2 separate regions of the Homo sapiens genome follow, and region 1 is linked to region 2. A link is an interaction called in ENCODE POLR2A ChIA-PET data of the cell type or tissue named here. Cell type or tissue: OCI-LY7. All regions are shown on one strand.

Evidence for each region. ChIA-PET counts read pairs that join two places held together with the same protein. Peaks named below come from ENCODE experiments on the same cell type or tissue, not always from the same donor. Only the 100,000 strongest peaks of a DNase experiment are listed, where the experiment ranks them.
Region 1: POLR2A ChIA-PET joins it to region 2 with 5 read pairs; 2 of 35 experiments call an interaction of 5 or more read pairs at or near these places.

The regions. Positions count from the first base shown.
Region 1 is chr11:115,413,765-115,416,264 of GRCh38, forward strand. The region is part of intron 1 of CADM1 (cell adhesion molecule 1); the gene reads right to left. Among named protein-coding and RNA genes, the nearest start is that of CADM1-AS1, 18 kb to the left of the region's middle. In OCI-LY7, no CTCF peak of the experiment used is centred here; no DNase peak of the experiment used is centred here.
Region 2 is chr11:116,954,605-116,957,104 of GRCh38, forward strand. It overlaps SIK3 (SIK family kinase 3), which reads right to left. Exons shown (of 25, transcript NM_001366686.3): 2 at 2,344-2,460. Among named protein-coding and RNA genes, the nearest start is that of APOA1, 120 kb to the left of the region's middle. In OCI-LY7, no CTCF peak of the experiment used is centred here; a DNase peak (open chromatin) is centred at 1,107; H3K4me3 peaks cover 1,382 bases; H3K27ac peaks cover 2,500 bases.

The sequences.
Region 1 (2,500 bases), 1.5 Mb before region 2:
CTGTGGAGTAGCTGGGATTACAGGCACACGCCACCATGCCCAGCTAATTTTTGTATTTTTAGTAGAAATGGGGTTTCACCATGTTGGCCAGGCTGGCCTCAAACTCCTGGCTTCATGATCCACCCGCCTCGGACTCCCAAAGTGCTGGGATTACAGGTGTGAGCCACCACACCCGGCTCCAGTTCAGTTCTTAACCATTATGCTAAAATTAATCTCAAGCTGATTTCCACCATCAGTCTCATGATATCACACTCATAAGGAATAATTCCTTATGCAAATACTGCTTAAATAAGTATATACACACACACACAAAGCATACAATTGTTAATCTGTTAACTAAGGCAAATGCTGCCTTAAAATGAAGCCCTCTTCTAGAACCATTTGCTTATTTTTTGTTACATCAATTATATTTAGCCCAATGGACTTTTATTTTCATGAAAGTAGATAATTGCGGAGTAGAAAAAAAACACCCAACACTTCAACTATGTAAAGAACATCAATATGATATTTTTACTAATTCAGGGAGCCCTAGTTATCTTAATATTCATCATTTAAGCCCCCATAGTTAGAAGGCCAAAGTCATCATAAAAGTAACACAGAAACCACTTAAAAAATTAATCCCCACCCAAATTAACACAACAGTCTATCTCTGTCCACAGAGTTATATTCTTTGTAGGTCTCTGGACGATTCTATACCACATATACAAAGAAAACAGACTGCAATATAGAAGTGCAACTCTTAAAAAAAAATAATAAATAATAAATTTGTAAATCTCATCAAAGGAACAGAATTTGGTAAAATCAATGAAAGTGATGATAAGACAGCTTGAATAACAAGCCAAATCATGAGCCAAAGAGTTTCTAGTAAAGTTAGACCAAAGAACCACTAGAACGGAAAAGTCACAAGAATAAATTCAGGCTAAACACTTACAATAAAGGGAAGGACACTGTGGCATTTGTCATCCAACTTGTCAGAAAAATTGCCCTGGAAAACAATCAACACTTCATTCTTGCTCATTCTAAGAATTGGCACATAGATGCAATTATAGTTTAAATGTTGTTAAATATAAAAGGTATTCCTCATTATTAGTTTCACTTCCACAATGAAGTTCAAGCAAATCTCTTTTTCTCTATTTACTGTGAAATTCCGGTGCCTGATTTAAGTAGATTCACTTAGGTGACCTTTTCTAGGCATCAATTATCCCCTAATAAGGAGGATCAGCATTTTAAAAGGATCTACGACTTTAGACTTGGATGAGGAAGAACTAGCATATATATCTTCTAGCAGAGTGGTCTAATGAGGGAAGAGTTTTGAGCTTGAAAAATTGGTTTCAAATCCCAGTTAAAATATGGAGTGGTTGCAGTGACTTTGGGAAAATCTCTTAACCTCTGACAGTTTTCATACCTGGAAAGTGAACTATTCCCTACCTCATAGTACTATTATGAGATAACACATGAGAGCAAACGAAGTAACACATATGAGAGCAATTTCTAATCTATAAATGGCTAACCAAATGTTGGCTATTCTTAAATTCATCACCCTTTCTCTATATAACTGACAGTTAATTTCACCAAGTGGTCATCATTCATATATTATATACTGATTATTTGTTGCACCTGTTAGATCCTATGGCCGGTAGCTAAAACCTAAAAAAAGAGATGTTTTAAAGAGTCTGCTTGAGTTACAAGTTTTCAAAAGTTAAGAGAAGACATATGCAAGGCAAATAAGGAATATGACAGAACAGTTATAAAGACAAGGAACGATTAAAATTTTTAAAAAGACTGATTCTGGACAGGCCCAGTGGCTCACATCTGTAATCCCAGCACTTTGGGAGGCCAAGGCACGTGGATCACCTGAGGTCAGGAGTTCGAGACCAGCCTGGCCAACATGCAAAACCCAGTCTCTATTAAAAATACAACATTTAGCCAGACATGGTGATGTGCACCTGTAGTTCCAGCTACTCAAGGGGCTGAGGCAGGAGAATCACTTGAACCTGGGAGGCAGAGCTGAGATTGCTCCACTGCACTCCAGCTCAGGCAACAGAGTGAGACTGTCTCCAAAAAAAAAAAAAAAAAAAAAAAAAAAAAGACTTTGATTCTAAGTGGGATAATCAAAGTAGCCTTCCTGGAAGAAGCTGCATGAAAGAAAAGGCCAAGGTGATCTTAGGGTAGAAAGACCTTATATCTGCCTCACTGTAGTTGGTGCATCCTACTCCTTTTGTGTTCATACAAAAGGAAAACCGAAAACAAACAATGGTAAGAAAACACCACAAGGCTTGTGAAAACTTCAATTCATTATTATCTACTGTACCAGCTGCCATGTCTGGCATGCAGTTTAAATACTGTAGTGGCATAGCTCTTCCGCTGATAATGCCAAGTCAAACCATTAATATACAACTCCACAGAAGACACTGACAGAAAATTTTAGCTCCAGGTCATGCATTTATGAAAAGATAATCAAAGACATATTTTTGTGAAAAGCAGGAATCATATTCAAAGC
Region 2 (2,500 bases):
TTTATTTGAAAAAAAGAGAACAGTAATTTAAAATACTCAACCTTTTAAAGTAACGTAAGTGATTTGTGTTTTGTCTTGGTCCCTTTGTTGCTCCTTTTTAAAATTCATTGTAGTATGTTGTCAGTCCTTTCTTCCTTTTTACATTTTCCATCAAACATTTTTAAAAGTAATAATGATTACATACACTCATTATAAAACAAAAGACCAAAGGCTTTCCTCTTCCCAATCTCCTCCATCTCAATCCCCAGAGGAACACTGTTCTCTGCTTATTGTATATCTTTCTACAACAGTGCTGTCCAATAGAAATATAATATGAACTGCATATATTATTTTAACTTTTCTAGTAGCCACATTTAAAAAGGAAAAAGGAAAAGGTGAAGATAATTCTAATACTACTTTTTATTTACCCCAATATATCCAAAATACTATCATTTCAACAATTCTTTTTAAAATTATTTTTAGTTTTACACTTAAATTAATTAAAACTAAATACAATTAAAAATTCAGTTCCGGCCAGGCGCAGTGGCTCACGCCTGTAATCCCAGCACTTTGGGAGGCCGAGGTGGGTGGATCACTTGAGATTAGGAGTTCGAGACCAGCCTGGCCAACACAGTGAAACCCCGTTTCTACTAAAAATACAAAAATTAGCTGGGCGTGGTGGCACATGCCTGTGATCCCAGCTACTTGGAAGGCTGAGGCAGTAGAATCACTTGAACCCAGGAGGCGCAGGCTGCAGTGAGCAGAGATCATGCCACTGCACTCCAGCCCGGGCAACAGAGTGAGACTTCGTCTCAAAAATAAATAAATAAATAAATAAATAAAATTTAAAAAACCCAGCTGCCAGAAAGCAAAATTAAAGCTTGAAAGAAGGCACTGCTCAAAGCTAGCACTGGACCTGTGGAAATCCTCATAGGCTAATCTTGGGTAAGACAGGCAAACTTGCAGAATTCAGTTACAAGGGTAATAGCTATAAGTCAACCTCTTGAGAAAGGTCAGCCTAAGCCCCACAATTATTTAAAGATGATTTATTTTAAAAGGTAAGGTCAAGAAATTTATTCAGCCCATCAGGATAGGAAGGAAGCTGAGGTTAGACACCTGTGAGCTCACAGATATAGGTCTTCAGGCAGCACCAGGAAGCTTTCATAAGTTTGCTTGTGGGGCAGAAGGTAGGCGTTGTTCAACATAATTTAGGCTGATAAATTTCAACAGGTCTGCTCCTGTTGACCTAATTTCATTATGTGAGCAGCTGATGCCAGGGAAGAGCTCTAACGCTGTAGTTTTAACCACACATGTTAATATCACAACATGTTTTCTTTTCCATAAAACTAAGAGGCTACGAAAGCTTGCCCATAGAGCCTTGGGTGTACTTTCTCCACTTTTACACATGGTCCTATGTCTGGGCCAGTAACCATTTACTGCAGACTAACAGCAGCAAAATAACCAAGTGGGTGGCCACGTCCTTCAGAACTAAGAGATGGCTGTTCTGGCAGAAAGCAGCAAGTAGAGTTGGGCCTATGCAGAGGCAAAGTTCTCGGCTGCCAACACATTGCAATTTGAGAAGCATCCCGAAGCCCCACCTCTCCCAAAATATCTCTTTCACCAGCCTGCTAAGGCAAGGTCCTCTCCTCCTATCCCGCTTGAAATTCCAGCCATCAGATTTACTGCTTTTGTAGTTATGCTAGGGAATCATTTTGATGATGGCATGAAATATGCATGTTTCTTGGGAAGACCAAAAAAAAAAAAAACTAAAATAGAAATCTCTCCTATTGGAGAGATCTGGTCACTTGATCTGGTCTCTTGATTATCAAAATAATTACTACCTTGGAAAACTAAGTCTACAATCCTATTAGAATAGAAAAGAGGTAGGTTTTGATTGATCCAAGAAGCAGTCCTTTGCCATAACAATTTATAACATGATCACAGAAACTAGTATTCAAATAATGCTATTAAAAAAATGTTATATTCATCTCTAACTTTTCACCTCTCTAAATTCTCTTCTTTTTGAGTTTCCCATCCTGTGTTAGAACTCTGAACTAAATAAAATAAATTCTCATCATCTTCTGAATTAACATTTTGTGTAGTTGTTGCTAAGAATGGCATCAAATTTTAAAGAACAAATTAAAAAGACCTACCTGGGTAAGGAAAACGTACTAGTAAATGGCCAGGGGAAACTTGAGGATACTAAGTGCTGAGCGCGTAAACAGAAGGGTAGGAAAGATAGCAGGATTAACATAGAAACAAAAAAAGTCACAGATGTTCACCCACCCACATTTCTTCAAAGGGAGCCATACATACAATATTCTGGGTTCTTTGCAGCTATCTGCTATACACTAATGATCCTACCTGGTAGAGCCTGATGATATGGGGGTGGCAAAGCATCTTCATAATTTGAACTTCCCGGAAAATCTTCTTCAAGTTTTCTTCATCCAGCTGGGTCTTATCTATGATCTTGATAGCAACCTGACAACAGAGGGAAAAAAATTACTCTGATGCATTATTA